2 separate regions of the Homo sapiens genome follow, and region 1 is linked to region 2. The links are chromatin loops, found by intact Hi-C in ENCODE. Cell type or tissue: endothelial cell of umbilical vein. All regions are shown on one strand. Links, peaks and the distances in the headings refer to the core of each region. The heading gives the core; the rest is flanking DNA.

Region 1 (8,323 bases), core at 25-8,024, 83 kb after region 2:
AGCCTGAATGGATTTCAGAATTGCTATGGACCAGTCATGGCTCTGTGCCTCCTCTCCCCTCTCTTGAATAAGAGTGTTTATAGTGGCTACACTATGCCTATCTCATCATTGGATGTTCAGTGTGTAAGCAGCAGATAACTTTTTTTTTTTTTTTTTTTTTGACACAGTGTTTCACTCTTGTTGCCCAGGCTGGAGTGCAATGGTGTGATCTTGGCTTGCTGCAACCTCCGCCTCCTGGGTTCAAGCGATTCTTCTGTCTCAGCCTGCTGAGTAGCTGGGATTATAGGTGCCTGCCACCATGCCCAATTAATTTTTGTATTTTTAGTAGAGAGAGAGTTTCACCATGTTGGCTAGGCTGGTCTTGAACTCCTGACCTCAGGTGATCCAACTGCCTTGGCCTCCCAAAGTGCTGGGATTACAGGTGTGAGCCACTGCATGCGGTCCAGTAGCAGATAACTTGTCTCTTTAGTTCACAAGTCTCTGAATAAAGAGGAATAGTACTTAAGGAAATGTGCCTGAGGAATTACATCTGAGGAACTTCCTCCATACCTGAATGGTTGATATAATGGGATCCTAGACCTCTCTAGCCTAAATCTGATGCCATAATAGATGAGATTTTGGGGGATCTTTGCAAAGGAATGAGTATATTTTGTATGTGAAAGGAATGTAAATAATTTATGTCCAGAGGATAGACTATGGTGGTTTTAAATATGGCTCAGATTGTTGACCCATTTCCTATCAAGAAATGGAACTGTTTCTCCCTCCTGCTGTACCTGGGCAGGCCTTTTTAACTGCCTTAACAAATAGAATGAGGTAGAAGTGACACTGCATGGCTTCCAAGTTCTGGATCAGGAAAAGTGACGCAGCTTCTGTCTCTCTGGATATATGCCTTTGGATTGCTGAGTGGCCATGTAAAAAACTCCAGCTATAGCCGGGCGCGGTGGCTCATGCCTGTAATTTCAGCACTTTGGGAGGACAAGGTGGGCGGGTCACCTGAGGTCAGGAGTTTGACACCAGCCTGGCCAACACGGAGAAACCCCATCTCTACTAAAAATACAAAAAAAAATTAGCCAGCCATGGTGGTGGGCGCCTGTAATCCCAGCTACTCGGGAGGTTGAGGCAGAAGAATTGCTTGAATCTGGGAGGCAGAGGTTGCAGTGAGCCAAGATCGTGTCATTGCGTTCCAGCCTGGGCAACAAGAGCAAAACTCCGTCTCAAAAAAAAAAAGTCCAGCTATTTTGGGGCTGCCATGTTGGAGAGCTCATGTGGAGAAACCACACAGATAGAGAGATGCCTGAAAGACCCTGGCTTTCGCAGCCTCCGCTTGTTTGTGTCCTCCCAGCCCAGGCACCAGACCTGTGAGTGAAGAAGCCTTGAAACTGATCCTATCCTCAGTCACAGTCTGACTACAGCTTCATGAGACCCCAAGCCAGAACTTCCCAGCTGATCCAAAGAAACCATGAATGATAATAAATGATTATTGTTGTTTTAAACCACTAAGTTTGGAGGTGGTTTGTTATTCAGCAATACATAACCTCTTTTCTAAGTGATCTAGAAAACAGGACAAACAATAATACCTACTTCAAAGGAGGGAAAACAAGTAAGGAGTAAATGAGTTAGACTTTGTAAAGCACTGAGCTCAGGGTCTGGTATGCAGTAAACTCTCAATGAATGCTATTTACCCTTTACAGAGCTTCTCAGTGGCTGGTATCTTGAATGATAGTGAGTCAAACAAAAGTGGTGTTTACTTTAAGTGTACTCTATTTAAGAAGGAACTATGTGCCTGACAGTGAATGTTTGTTGAATAAATGAAAAAAGACAATGATTTTCTTTTTGGGGGGGTGGTCGCTACTCTCCAAAGATGGCCCTGGATGATATTCATTCCCTTCTAGAGTTCCTTCCCGTGCTGAATCTGGTCCAGGCTTGTAATTCACCTTAAGCAGCAAAATATGTCCAAAGTGGTGCCAAGCCATTGCCAGTCCTAAACTTTAATAAGGCTTGGTGACTTCCACTTTATTACTTCTGGGAGCCCTTAGCTGTGATGTAAGAAGTCTGGATACCCTCTTGGAGAAATGCGCATGAAGAGGAGATGTGGAAGGGCCACATGGAGAAGGAGGAGCCCATACAGGACAGCAGGAGAGAAGGAATCCCATCAATGCACCAGTCCCAGCCTAGCCCAGCCCTCCAGGTTCTTTCCAGGGTACCTGACATGTGAGGCCACCATCTTGACTCAGCCAGCCCAGTCTAGCTCCCAGATGACTTCAGTTCCAGCTGCCATCTGGCTGCAGCAGCATAAAAGTCCCTTGGTGAGATCAGTGGAAGAACTGCTCAGCCAACTTATAAAGTTATAAGAGATAATAAATGTTTGTTGTCCATTTTAAGCCACTGCATTTTAGAGTGGTTTGATACATACAGGTAGATAACCAAAAAGTAAGTGCCTAGGACAGCGCCTGCCATACAGCAGGCATTCAATAAATATTGGCTGACTAAATGAATGAACCTCTTCATTCTCTTCCTGTGAAACCTTTTCTGCCTGGGTCTGGGCCTCCTGAGACGCCCTCCTTACCTGCTGCTCACCCCTCCTCACCTGCTGCTCACCCCTCCTCTTCTGCCTTGCCCATGTCCCCCAAGGAATAGGGGACTAAAGTAAAATGGGTGCTCCTGTTGGGTTCCCAAGAGCACAAAACCCTGAAACAGGTCTCCCTTGTGAGGAAATTCCAGGCTGTAGATCTCTAGGTATAATGGAGGCAGGTCTCTGTAAGTTTGTTAAGAGAAAATAGAAGAGAGAATCTGTTCTGGTTCTCTCTTGGGTTTGAATTCCAGTCTCTCCAAGTCCTGACTGTGTGGCAATGAACTGCTGATTCAACCAACTTCCTTATCTGGAAAATGGGTTCAATGTCAAGGCCTTAGTGTAAACAAGTAACCATGACATCCTTGGTACAGCACCTGGAGTGTGGGAGGTGCCATGGGGTCATTAGTGTGTCTGCATCGTGGATGAATCTCATAGACAGGATGAACTAGGTAAGCTGGTCATGAAAGCACATGCTGTTGGTGATTCCATTTCAATGAGGTTCAAAAAGAGGCAAAATTAATTGATGGTGAGAGAAGTTCCAAATCACGGTCACCTCTGAGGGGGACGAATGTTGACTGGGAAGGGGATCCAGGGAATCTTCTGGGGTATTTGCAGTGTTCTACATTTCATCCAGGTGTGTTTGTATGTAAAAGTTCATCAAGCCACGCCATTAAGACGAGTGTGTTTTACTGAGTGTGTTATATCTCCCTAAAGAAGTTGAAAAAATGTTCGCATGTCTCCCCTTCATGCAGGAGTGATCTTCAGGAATTCTCCAATTCTAGGGCCTCTTGCTCCTCATGGGCTCTCTGTCCTGCCCCCTCACCCCAAGTCTGCCCTAGAGCAGCTTTGGCAATGATATCTTCCTGCATTGCATGAATTGGCTGGCACTGCCCAGCCTGGCCTGGGGCTGAGTTCCAGGATGGGAGTCATGTTGAGGGATGCATTAACCTGCTCCTGAGAGGGCAGAGTGGCTGGGCTTGGGTGTCCTCAATGTCTCTGGGGGCTGGTGAGTGGGAAGGGGGCCTCACCCCTATACACGGGGATGTCTGGCTGTGTTGGGGGCCGGGGGTGTTTGGAATAAGCGAGCAACAGCGGCACATCCTTGGCATGACGGGCCCGCTTCCTGGAAGGAGAGCAGGGAGGGGTGCTGCTGAGGGTGTCCAGGTTGGGCTGAAATGAAGAGCCTGTCCTGCTCACAACCCTGCTATTTGGAACCTGGAGCCATGACGTTCCTCAGAGTTTCCATTCTCTGTGCTGCAGCTGTTGGTTACGTGTTTCATTCAAAATGCTTTGCAGGAAGCAGCAGGCTTCACATTCCAGGGTTTGTAGTCATTTTTTCTCTCAGAGCTCTCGGGCTGGGATTAGAATGTTCTTCAAGCCACACTGTCCTCGGCTGGACTCCCCAAGAGGAAGTGGGTGGGTCTCTGGGGGAAGAGAACATAGGCCTAAATGCAGGGACGGAATGAAAAAAGATTGGCCAGGCGTGGTGGGTCACGCCTGTAATCCCAGCACTTTGGGAGACTGAGGCGGGCAGATCACCTGAGGTCAGGAGTTCGAGATCAGACTGGCCGACAAGGTGAAACCCCGTCTCTACTAAAAATACAAAAATTAGCTGGATGTGTTGGTGGGTGCCTGTAATCTCAGCTGCTTGAGAGGCTGAGGCAGGAGAATCACTTGAACCTGGGAGGAGGAGGTTGCAGTGAGCCGAGATTGCACCACTGTATTCCCGACAGAGCAAGATTCCGATTCAAAAAAAAAAAAAAGAAAAAAGATTAAGGCCAGCACAAGTAACTCCTAGAGAGGCCAGCTGAGTTGAGGCCCAGGTATAGTGAAGGGTAGAAAGCTGGTGGGTGGTGGCTCTTGCCCTCCCCAGCGTTAGGCCAAGGAGAACGCAGAGCCTGTGGTGTGTGCACGTGTGTGGTGGGGTGGGGGCAGGGGGCGTGAAACAGACTCAGTGCTGGCCTTTTATCCTGATGGACCCACACTCATGCTTCCTCTCACTGTGGTCACTGCCCTCGGGCTGAGGGAGAGGGTGACATGGGTGTCACTTGCTGAGGCGGCAGCAGGAGACGTATCCTCAGGTTTGGGGCAGGCAGGGGAGCACATTAGCACGTGGACCACATAGATACGTGGATGCAGACAAACAATGACGAATGTTTGCTAGAGTGTCTGCTATGCTCCTGGCACCCGGGTGGGTGTTGGGAATAATACCGCAGGTACAAGACAGACTCTATGGTTGCCATCACAGGAAGGCCTGGCAGAGATGGCCTGGAAGGTGTCCACTGGGATAAGGGAGGGAGAACAGATTCAGGCAGTGGGGGCTGGTAGGCGCCAGGCTCCAGTGGACAGAGATGGGAGCAGGCGAGTGTAGACCGCCGTCGTAGATCCCGGGAAGGAGTGGTACCCAGAGAGTATGAAGGAAGGGCAGAGCCCAGGAAGGAACTTGCAGGGGGTGTGGAGTGGCTGAAGATCTGGAAGGGGAAGGTGACGGACAGATTAAGTCCTGGGGTCCTGAGACAGGGCTCCCTCTCCAAGTCATGAAAAGCCCAGAGGTAGGCTCAAGAGGAGGAGGAGGAGGAGGAGGGGAAGGGGCAGGGGCCACAGGCAGCCACCCCTAATCCAGTGTCACCCTTTCCTTTGCGCTCCTGGGGCAGAGGGAAGGAAACCCTCCCTAAGGGTTAGACCCTCATTAGGCTCTAATGAGAGCCTAAGTCTGGCACTTTAGAGGTGACAAAGCACTTTTGCTTCCCGTGTAGGCAGAATTCTAAATATGGCCCCCAATATTTCCATCCGAACCCCTGAACATGATAAGACATCAAGCCCATGATCATGTGAAATTATATGGCAAAGGGATTTCAAAGACATCATTAAGGATAGAAATCAGTTGACTCTGAGTCCAAGAAAAGAAAGATGAGTTGGTAGGGGCCTAATCGAATCACACGAGCCCTTTAGAAGCAGAGGGTTTTCTCTGGCTGGGGGCAGGAGAGGAAGTCACAGATGTGAAGTGTGAGGGAGGGTTCGATACATCTTTGATGACTTGAAGAAGGAGGGGACCATGTGGAAAGGACTCGAGAGAGAGCAGCTTCGAGGAGCTGATAGAGATCCCTGGCTGACCGCCACCTCAGTCCTGCAACTGCAGGAGTGGAATTCCGCCACAACCCGAATGAGCTTGCAAGGAGATGCTTTCCCAGAGCTTCTGGAAAAGAGCTTCTGATAGGAGCCAGCCAGCTCACACTTTGATTTTCAGCTTGTGAGACCCTAAGCAGAGACTATAGCTGAGCCCACCTGGACTTCTGACCTGAAGTGTGAAATAAGAAATGGGTAGTGTTTAAGCTGCTTTGTAATAATTTGTGATGCAGCAATAGAAAACGAATATACTCCACTTTCTCATTTAACCCTGAGAAGGTCTTTGGGAAGCATCTGACGACTCCCTCTGCAGATGGGACAGGCTAAGTGAGGCCCTCGGTTTGCAGGTGCCCAGCTGCGGCTCAGGGCTGAGCCTAGCTGATTTTTTGGTATCACAAACGCTTTTCCCACCTGAACGGCCACAAAGGAACCACAGGCACTCAGCCTTGGCCAGGAGCACCAGAGGTGGGGGACCTGCATCTCACACTCCCCTTTCTAAGATGCACCTCAGCAGATGCAATCCTGCTGGAGCCTGCAGGGTACAAAGCCATCCCAGCCCCGCCACCTCCCTGGAGAAGAGCAGAGCTCTTGGCAGAAACCAGAGAAGGGCAGTGACCTCAGCCTCCCCCTTCCTCTCAGATGACAAGTCTGGGCTCTGTTAAGGCAAGAGACAGGAACTGAGATCCAAGGAGCCATGAGGTTCGGCTTCCCCTCCCCAACATCCAGTAAAAAGCATTCTCTGACTTGTCGGGATGGGGATTTTTTGAATTTTATACTCGTTTTCTGAATCATTTGTTGGGCACAGTTGGGCATCTCCTAGGAGTCCAGAAATGTTTGCAGGGAGGGAGGTTTTGTTCCTGCTTTATTGATTAAAAAGCCCTAATGAAGGTTTTCTCATTCCTGCAGAGGCCTTTTCTAAAAACCTCCTTAATTCTTCCCAGATGGCGTCCAGTTCTCCCTCCCCAGCAGGGTGGGGCTTCAGAAAGTAGGAGGGCTTTGTGTCTGGCCGACTGGGGATCTCAGCTCTGTCACTTAGTCCCTGAGGGGTGCGTGGGGGCAGGCAACCTCCCCAAGCCTCAGTTTCTTCAGGAGTTTCTAAGATGCAATGAGCCAACAGATATGCACAAGGTCCCTGGCAGGCAAGAAGGAAGCACTCACTATTGCTTCCTTACCCACGTGCCTGAGCACAACACAAGAACTACCTTGGAAATATTTTTTCGACAAAAGAAAACAATTTTGATTCTCATGACAGGCAGGCCTGGTTGGCCAGCAGCAAGAGTCTTCTGTCAGCAAAGTTTGCCTTTGTGCTTCACCTTGCCGAAGCTACTTCCTCCATCTGTGGCGCATTTCCTTCTTTCCAGCCCTCCCTGGCCAGATCCCAGGCCCTGGGAGCGGGGACACACTTGAAACCTCGGCAAGAGTCTTCGAGTTCAGTATTGCAAAGGGAGGTCAGGGTTGAATGGTGGAATCCAAGGCCCTGGAGCAGATGGGCCAGTGTGGGAATATTTTCGGGCAGGGGAGGAGGATGTTGCCAAGGTCCCTCAAGGTGTCTGTCGGGTGGGGACCAAAAGCAGTGGTTGTGCAAGCCTCTCTCCTGCTTGGGTTTATCCTGACTGTCTATTTGCAGGTTTGGAGGTTTGAGCTGAATCCTCTTAGAAGTAGCTTTTGCTGTCCTTGACATTTGAGAAAAATCTGCTTGACTTCAGCAGGTCCTGGGGGCAGAGTTTGGGAATGTGGGAGTGGTCATGTGTTTGTCGGGGTGAAGGGTGAGAGGACCTTCAGGCTCTGGGCCCCAGAATCGTTGGCCCCATGACAAGAAGATTGGAGGGTTGGTGAGGCTGTTTTCCCTGCTGTTCCCCATGGCTTCTGGGGTGTTCTGGGATGGATGGTATTTGAGGGCCAGTGCAAGTCCCTGGGATTTGGGAGTAAAGCTAGTTCCTCTTAGGGAAACCTTCCAGGGCAGAGGCTGAAGGAGGTACTGGGGGATGAGGGGGGTGTCTATGAACTGGGGCCCTATGCTCGGACTGGGATTTTGAGGCCAGGGCCCAGTACTGCCCTCAGCTGCCTCCACCCTCCTCCCCTGAGCTGTGGGCTTAGAGCTGAGCCAAGCATAAAACAGACAACCTCTCTCTGCTTCTATGTCCCCACCCCCATCCTGACGAAGTCTGGTTTTCATCACTCATTAATCACTGCAGCTTCCCACAGCCTGTGTCTGTCTGTCCACACTCACCAGCCCCCTGGGCCCTGGGGGGATGGATAGACAGACAGGCAGATGGTCTTTAACTTGGGGAAATTTCGGGTCACACTGTGGGCTGCTCCCTCCCCCAGGGCAGGGGAGAGGCATGCTTCCTGGGTTGTTAGAGGTCACCGCTACCCCCAGCCTGGCCTGAAGCTGCCAGCCCGACCCACCTCACCCTGGCAGCAGGCAACTGGGGCCATTAGCTGTCCTGTTCACCAGGAAGGAAATGGGTTGGAGGGCTGAGGAATTCTAATGAAGCTTCCCCAGCTGGCAGGCCGGCTGGCGGGTGAGAGCTGGCACCTCCACCCCTGCTAGAGTCGGTGCCAGCCCTGTCCGGCCTGGCCCGCTTGGTGACCACCTGCCGCTGTGGGAACCCCGGCCTTGGG
Region 2 (8,323 bases), core at 258-8,257:
GAGAAGTAAATAACAGGTGAGGCTGGGGGTGCCTTCTTATTTCTTGGGGTTGTCCCCAGTCTGTTAAGAGACAGTCTAACCTTGCCTTTGAATTTCTTTTTCTTTTCTTTTTGAGATGGAGTTTCCCTCTTGTTGCCCAGACTGGAATGCAATGGCGCAATCTCGGCTCACTGCAACCTCTGCCTCCTGGGATCAAGCCATTCTCCTGCCTCAGCCTCCCAAGTAGCTGGGATTATGGGCACCTGCCACTACGCCCAGCTAATTTTTTTGTACTTTTAGTAGAGACGGGGTTTCACCATGTTGGCCAGGCTGGTGTTGAACTCCTGACTTCAGGTGATCCACCTGCCTTGATCTCCCAAAATGCTGGGATTATAGGTGTGACCCACTGTGCCCAGCCCTTGAATTTCTCCTAGCCCTTCAGTTCCTCAAGCTTCATGCCTCCCAAGGTTGCACCCCCCATGGCCTGTCCTGCAGTCCTGGGGCCCTTCTCTGAGGGGATGAAGGGGGCACTTCCCTGAACAGAGAGAAAGGGAGACCCACACCACTTGGATTAAACTCCCTGGGCCCCAGCTGGCTCTGCAACTTGGCCAAGAAGCCCTATCTCCTAGGGCCTCAGTGTCTTAGTCCGTAAAATGGTTCCTGAACTTTTAAAATACAAACACTCTTTTGTAGAGTCGAAACACTTTGCAGACCTGCACTCTGTGGCAGTACTTGTACTTTTAAAATCTTTTGATTAAAAAAAGGACAAATGGGCTGGGCGTGGTGGCTCACCCCCATAATCCCAGCACTTCGGGAGGCCGAGGCAGGCGAATCATGAGGTCAGGTGATCGAGATCATCCTGGCTAACATGGTGAAACCCCGTCTCTACTAAAAATACAAAAAAAAAAAAAAAATTAACTGGGCGTGGTGGCACATGCCTGTAGTCCCAGCTACGCAGGAGGCTGAGGCAGGAGAATGGTGTGAACTCGGGAGGTGGAGCTTACAGTGAGCCCGGATTGTGCCACTTCACTCCAGCCTGGGTGACAGAGCAAGACTCCGTCTCAAAAAAAAAAAAAAAAAAAAAAAAGACAAATGACCATCTGCAAGGATACCTTCATCTGTGCTTTAATTTTTTTAAAATTTTATTTATTTATTTATTTTTGAGATGGGGTTTCGCTCTTGTTGCGCAGGCTGGAGTGCAATGGCATGATCTCAGCTCACCACAACCTCCGCTTCTGGGGTTCAAGCAATTCTCCTGCCTCAGACTCCTGAGTAGTTGGAATTACAGACATGCGTCACCACGCCCAGCTAACTTTTTGTATTTTTAGTAGAGATGGGGTTTGTCTGTGTTGGTCAGGCTGGTCTTGAACTCCTGACCTCGGGTGATCTGCCCACCTTGGCCTCCCAAAGTGCTGGTATTACAAGCATGAGCCACTGTGCCCGGCATGCAATGCTTTTAGATGAGTGTATATTTTATTCAACAGCCCTAAGTACTTTTGAAAATGTGTCCCCTTGGCTGGGTGTGGTGGCTCACATCTGTAATTCCAGCACTTTGGGAGGCTGAGGCAGGCGGATCACCTGAAGTTAGGAGTTCGAGACCAGCCTAGCCAACATGGTGAAACCCCGTCTCTACTAAAAATACAAAAAATTAGCCGGACATGGTGGCTGGTACTTGTAATCCCAACTACTCGGGGGGCTGAGGCAGGAGAATTGCTTGAACCTGGGAGGCAGAGGTTGCAGTGAGCCGAGACTGAGCCACTGTACTCCAGCCTGAGCAACAGAGTGAGACTCTGACTCAAAAAAAGAAAAAAAGAAAATGTGTTCCCTTATGTGGGAGGCATCAGCTTGTGGATGATGCTGATTCCTAAGGGGCTTGAGGCTCCCAGCATGTGCAAATTTGTGTCTTTGAGGGGACAGATAGCCCTGGAATTAGTTGATTCCTCCTTGGCCCTCCTGGGGCAGACCCAGGGACTCAGGGACACCAGATGGGTAGCCCTGGCTCAAATGCAAAAGTCCAACAGTGACTGACCAGAATGTGCAGTGTAGTGGTTTCTCTTTAACATGTGGATCCTGCCTTGGATGCCTGCCAGGGCTTCCATCCTTGTTCTGCCACTAACCAGCTCTCCCCCAAGGCATGCTACTTTATCTCCTGGGCCCCAGGATTGTCACCTATAAAATGAGGTTGACAGTACTTGCGAGTTTTTGTGAAAATTAATGAGATAATGAACTCATGAGACTTACTTAGCACAGGGCACAGTTGTTGCTTAACAAATATTACTTTTTTTTTTTTTTTTTTTGAGATGGAGTTTTACTTTTGCTGCCCAGGCTGGAGTACGATGGTGCGATCTCAGCTCACTGCAACCTCCGCCTCCTGGATTCAAGCGATTCTCCTGCCTCAGCCTCCCGAGTAGTTGGGGCCTGGCTAATATATATATATATTTTTTAGTAGAGACGGGGTTTCTCCATGTTGGTCAGGGTGGTCTCAAACTCTGACCTCAGGTGATCCACCCGCCTCGGCCTCCCAAAGTGCTGGGATTACAGGCATGAGCCACCACAGCCGGCCCAAATATTACATTTAAAAGCAAAAATAAAAACAAACCCACGAGTGCCCAAGCTTCTCTTCTTGCAGTTGCTGCTCACCATCCTGTGGGCTGGTGCTGTCTGCTTTTGGAATGGTCTCCTTTGGCCCCTCCATCCTTCAAGCTCAGCCTCCTTCAGGAAGCCCTCCTGGCTCCTGCAGACTGTCCCTGCAGACCCCTTCCCTTGCCTATGCCCCTTTAGCATGCGGCGCTGGCCCTCCTACGTGGTTCCCTGATGGGCCCTGTCTCCCTGAGAGCAGGATTCCAGTCCCCCTGCACTGTTGCTTGGGGAGCCCTGCAGGTCCAGGCGCCATTCCCAGCCCCACACAGCTCTGGAGACCAGAGCTTGGTTCCCAACCACATGAAGGAAGGCGCACGGAAAAACCATAAACCCGAAGGCTGAGCGGGTTATTTGTCAAAGCAGGACAGATCTGCGGCCAGGGACGTGGAGGGAGTGCGCTGGCCCTGAGTGGAAGCGAGCATTTCAGGGAGCCGGGATGAGCACCGAGGAGCTGGCACGGGCAGGGCACGGCAGGAAGGAGGCCCATTAACACTTCTGCCCCGACCACGCTTCCTCCGGCACCTCGGCCAGGATGCACACAGGCGCGTTTGTCCCACTTTCACTGCGGCACTGTGTTTGCAGCAGCCCCGGCTCCCCAAGCCCCAGGTGGGTGGGTGTTGCCTGGGCACAGATGCCCTTTATGGATGGGCAGTGCTGGAGGGAGGCAGGTTCAGAATTGACCTTAGAGCTACCTCCCTGCCAGCAATGCAGCCACTCAGGAGGCCTGGTTGCATGGAGGCCATGGCATTGCCCCCAGGGACCCCAAATCATGGGGGTAATCCCAGGAGAAAGCAGCCGCCTTTAAAAGGCGAGAGTGCCCCAAGTGAGCCCTCCCTCCAGGGCCCATCACTCTGCCTGCTGCCACCTCCTGGCACGGGGACTGTGGATTCTCATCTCCTTGAGGGGCTCCAGGTGGCAGGCCTGCCTTGGTGAGGCTCGCAAAGGAGAGGGAAAGAAGGAAACCCCATTGATGCCTCATTGCCCTCCTTCCACCATCCCAGGAGGAGTGGGGCCTCAACCAAACATCCAAGGACTACCTTCCCTTCCATCCCTTCCATGAAGCCCAGCCTGCGTTAGCCTGAGAGTTTATTCACAGAAGGGCCTTTGGTGCTCTTTCTTAGGCCAGTGGGTGACAGAAGTCACACATGCCCCAGACAAACCCTCCAGTCACGCCCCACTGAACTTCCATCCCCCATTCACACTTAGCCTCAAGACCCTCTGCCCTGCCCCAAGGCCTGCCTGGGTTCTTTTTTTCAGCTGTCTTTTGCTCATTTAACTAGGGACAGGTGCAGGCACGTGCTGGCTGACTGTCAGCGCCCCCTAGAGATGGCCCAAGGACCCGCACCCACCCCCAAGGAGGCCTCAACTGAACCTTTTCTTTGGAGGCTGGGAGGTGAAGGAAGGGAGCCTCCGTTCCCTGCCAGCCACGACGCCAAGCTCACCCCGGTGCAGTTAGCCCCTCTCTGTAGAGATCATTGTCCTCCTTTGACATCTGGGGAGACTGAGGCTGGGAGAAGAAAGAAAAGTCAAGCCCTGCCTCCTGGGGTTCTCAGTCTAGCTGGGGCGGCGTCAGGTGGGAGGGGCTCGTGAGTGGGAACAGAGCAGGTCCTCCCTGGGTGCCCGCCGGTGCCCTGCCTGCAGAGTCACAGGCACTGTGCTCCGGGTGCCCCTTCTCTCTGGCTGGGCTTGGCGTGGCAGATGGACCACCTTGAGGAGGGCAGGAGGGGCTGCCAGGCCCTCAGGAAGTCAGATGAGCTTCCCTATCTCCTGGAGCCCCCCAGGAATGGGACACCACACGGCCACAGCCACCAATGCTTGCTCACTTGGGTTTATCTCCAACCCTCTGATCCGACTGGAGGGTGTGCCACTGGCCTCAGTCACAAACCTTTTCACATCCTGCAGAACCAGATGTAAAGGTTGGCTGGCCAGGCACAACCCACCCCCGCCAATCCCCGCCACCCCCACAACACACACACAGACAGACAGAAACACTTCCTCCATGCCCAGCGCCCCTCCTCCCACACTCACCACACGGATATCCCTGCGGACACACCTCGGGCACAAATACGTTCTCCACCCACGCCCTGTCCCCTTGGGGGCATAGACAGCACACACGCCTGTGCTCGCCTCACAGCCCCCGAAACCTCCCTCCCACCACAACCCCACAGACACAAAGATGCCTCCACTCCCTTCCCAGACACTGCCCTGGCCTCAGCAAGCTCACACATTGAGACTCCACCTTGTCCGAGACTGCACGCTTGTGCCCTCACGTGCTCAGGAACCCACTCTGCAGGTATCCACATGCCCAGGAACCTGAGCCAAGCCCCTCACGACCCTAGCCTGGATCAAGTCATTTATGGTGATAAAGCACTTATTTATAGTTCACAGGTTCTGAAAGGCAAGTGTGTGTGTGTGTGTGTGTGTGTGAGAGAGAGAGAGAGAGAGAGAAAAAAAAAATGAGCAGGGTGTGGGACAAGCAGGGCAGAGAGGAAGAAAGGGAAGGAAAAGTTCTGTGACTCACTTGCAGCTTAACAATGCCACATCTCAGCTCACCAGGCCAGGGGGAAGGACCCATTTGTCAACACAGCCAGGGCCTGGCTGTGGGCCAGTCAAGTGAGGTCCTGTCTCCTAGGCCGATGAGATAGGGAGGTGAGGATCCCCCTCAGAGACAATTGCTGTTCCCCCGTCTGCACCCTGGGGGGTATGCACTCTGGGCGGCCCCAGAGCCCTTCTGTTTATCCTTACCATAACTCCCCAGCTGAGGCGGCCCCACCACTCACAGCCTGGACCCTGCTTCCGTCTCTAGGACCCCGTGTTCCCCATCCAACCCTCCAGGCCATTCTTCTCGCTGTGCCTCCTGCCTGCAGTGCCCTCCATCCCCTCTGCACTTGGTCCGCTCCATCCTTCAGGCTCCAGCGCCTTCCCCTGTTCTGCCTCCCGCTTCTGAACGCTTCCTGCTTTCTCCAAACCACAGTCTCTTTTCCATGTTTTCTGGATAGTGAGCCACTACTCTCTTCCCAGTTAGACTATGAGCTCGTCAAGGGCAGGCCCTGGAATTTCTTCCTCTGCCCCCAGAAAGTCCCACCCAGGACCCCAGCAGGGCTGTGGAGCAGCAAGTGCCAGGATGTTCTTGAGAGGCAGACAGTAAGGGACTGAGAGGGACTGAAAAGGCCAAGTGAACCCTTCTGCAGCCTCTGCCTGGCAGGTCCTGGACAAGCCCCTCCACAGCTTAGGCAGGCTAGGGCCGCAAGGATTTCTCACCAGGTCCTGTCTGACACCAGGGTCTGGGGGACAGAAGCTGGGGGCCCAGAGAGCAGCACATGGCCTCACCTGCCTGGTGCCAAGCTCATGCTAGTTTTCCTCAGGAGCACACCCATCCCTACAATAGCCCTGTGACCTAGGGGCTTCCACTAGCTCAGGAAACTGAGGCTTAGAGAGGCCTGGGGATTGCCCAGGTCACCTAACTGGTGAGCAGCAGAGCCCCAGATCCATGCTCTTTCCTCCATTCCCTACCGCCCCTGCCCCCACAGTCCCTGCCCCCAGCAGCCCCTGCCTCTGAATCTCACTGGTCTCAGACCTCAAACTTTTGCTCTGTTTCATCTCCTGAAACTCTGCTCATTTCTTCCCCTATCACTCTCCTGAGCCTCCACCCCTTTGCCTCACTGCACCTCCTTTTACTTGCCCCTGGAGCAGAAGAAGGAAGAAGGCCCATAGCTGTGGGCATCTGTATATGCTGTTTCTCAGAGGGAGCGAGGCTTAGTACACAATTCTGGATGTGGAAAGCCTTTTCTTTTTTTTATTTAAAAGTATAATTTTTAAAAATATAATAGGGGCCGAGCGTGGTGGCTCATGCCTGTAATCCCAGCACTTAGGGAGGCCGAGGAGGGCGAATCACCTGAGGTCAGGAGTTCTGGACCAGCCTGGCCAACGTGGCAAAACCCCATCACTACTAAAAATACAAAAACTAGCCGGGTGTGGTGGTACATGCCTGTAATCCCAGCTACTTGGGAGGCTGAGGCAGGAGAATCACTTGAACCTGGGAGGCAGAGATTGCAGTGAGCTGAGATCATGCCATTGCATTCCAGCCCGGGTGACAGAGCAAGACTCTGTCTCAAAATAATAATAATAATCATAGGGACAGGTAGGCCAGATGTGGTGGTTAAAAAAAAAAATAGAGACAGGGTTTCACCATGTTACCCAGGCTGTTCTCAAATTCCTGGGCTCAGGTGATCCATCCACCTACAAAGAGCTGAGATTACAGGCGTGAGCCACCACAAGGCTTTTCTTTCTTTCCTTCTTTCTTTCTTTCTTTCTTTCTTTCTTTCTTTCTTTCTTTCTTTCTTTCTCTCTCTTTCTTTCTTTCTTTTTTTGAGACGGAGTCTTGCTCTGTCACCCAGGCTGGAGTGCAGTGGTGCAATCTCAGCTCACTGCAAGCTCCACCTCCCGGGTTCACGCCATTCTCCTGCCTCAGCCTCCTGAGTAGCTGGGACTACAGGTGCCCACCACCACGCCTGGCTAATTTTGTTGTATTTTTAGTAGAGACGGGGTTTCACTGTGTTAGCCAGGGTGGTCTCAATCTCCTGACCTCGTGATTCGCTCGCCTTGGCCTCCCAAAGTGCTGGGATTATAGGCGTGAGCGACTGCGCCCGGCCCCCTTATTTATTTATTTATTTTTGAGACAGAGTCTTGCTCTGTTGTCCAGGCTGGAGTGCAGTGGCACGATCTCAGCTCACTGCAACCTCCACCTCCTGGGTTCAAGCAATTCTCCTGCCTCAGCCTCCCGAGTAGCTGGGATTACAAGTGTGCACCACCACGCCCAGCTAACTTTTGTATTTTTTTTAGTAGAGACGGGGTTTTGCCATTGTTGGCCAGGCTGGTCTCGAACTCCTGACCTCAGGTGATTCACCTGCCTCGGCCTCCCAAAGTGTGCAAGGCTTTCCTTTTCTTTCTTTCTTTCTTTTTTTTTTTTTTTTTTTTTTTTTTTTTTTTTTGAGACAGAGTCTCACTCTGTTGCCAGGCTGGAGTGCAGTGGCATGATCTCGGCTCATTGCAACCTCCACCTCATGGGTTCAAGCGATTCTCTTGCCTCAGCCTCCCGAGTAGCTGGGATTACAGGCACCGCCCCTACACCCAGCTAATTTTTTTTTTTTTTTTTTTGTATTTTTAGTAGAGACGGGGTTTCACCATGTTGGCCAGGCTGGTCTCGAACTCCTGACCTCGTGATTCGCCCACCTCGGCCTCCCAAAGTGTTGGGATTACAGGCGTGAGCCACCACACCCAGCCTGCAAGGCTTTTCTTAAACCTGGACTCAGAAGCTAGACAGAAACCTGTCCTTCCCTCTCCAGGGACCAGCAGGGGCTGTGTTCCCAAGAGGCTCTCCTTGTGGGTTTGCACCTCTCTGGCTGACCGTCCCTTGCACACACACGTACCATAGCTGACTTGCCTTCAGAGCCCACAGAATCTCCTTTTTAAGCAATGATGGGAAAAACAGGTAATGGGTGCTGGGAAACACATGGGGCAGACTCTCTTCGTGGTGCAACCTCAAGCGTGTGATCCCAGCCTGCACATAGCATGTGATTATTTGATAAAAAATCGCATTCCAACCCCAAGCCAGCTGTCCTTGGTTTTCTCCACCGCCCCCCCTTGCTGGTTGCCGGACCCACCGTGTCTGTGAAATATGGTTGTGATTTTATGCTTAACCAAA

Evidence for each region. Hi-C counts contacts between places; a loop is a spot of excess contacts. Peaks named below come from ENCODE experiments on the same cell type or tissue, not always from the same donor. Only the 100,000 strongest peaks of a DNase experiment are listed, where the experiment ranks them.
Region 1: it touches region 2 in a loop (5-fold over the local background); 8 of 110 quality-filtered maps call a loop at or near these places.

Annotation. Positions count from the first base shown.
Region 1 is chr2:43,082,229-43,090,551 of GRCh38, reverse strand. The region is part of intron 2 of LOC107985876; the gene reads left to right. It overlaps LOC124907756 (a long non-coding RNA gene), which reads right to left. Exons shown (of 2, transcript XR_007086299.1): 2 at 6,452-8,323. Among named protein-coding and RNA genes, the nearest start is that of LINC02580, 16 kb to the left of the region's middle. RefSeq lists enhancers at 2,983-3,521, 3,522-4,061, 5,611-6,377, 6,378-7,144. In endothelial cell of umbilical vein, for the core only: no CTCF peak of the experiment used is centred there; DNase peaks (open chromatin) are centred at 3,891 and 7,001; H3K27ac peaks cover 2,508 bases.
Region 2 is chr2:43,165,745-43,174,067 of GRCh38, reverse strand. LOC124907755 (a long non-coding RNA gene) reads left to right here. Exons shown (of 2, transcript XR_007086298.1): 1 at 1-16; 2 at 2,280-2,589. Among named protein-coding and RNA genes, the nearest start is that of ZFP36L2, 57 kb to the left of the region's middle. RefSeq lists enhancers at 2,932-3,617, 3,824-4,118, 3,793-4,438, 5,731-6,377 and a silencer at 4,542-4,601. In endothelial cell of umbilical vein, for the core only: a CTCF peak has its summit at 3,924 (motif pointing left); DNase peaks (open chromatin) are centred at 2,057, 3,917 and 5,157; H3K4me3 peaks cover 493 bases; H3K27ac peaks cover 3,123 bases.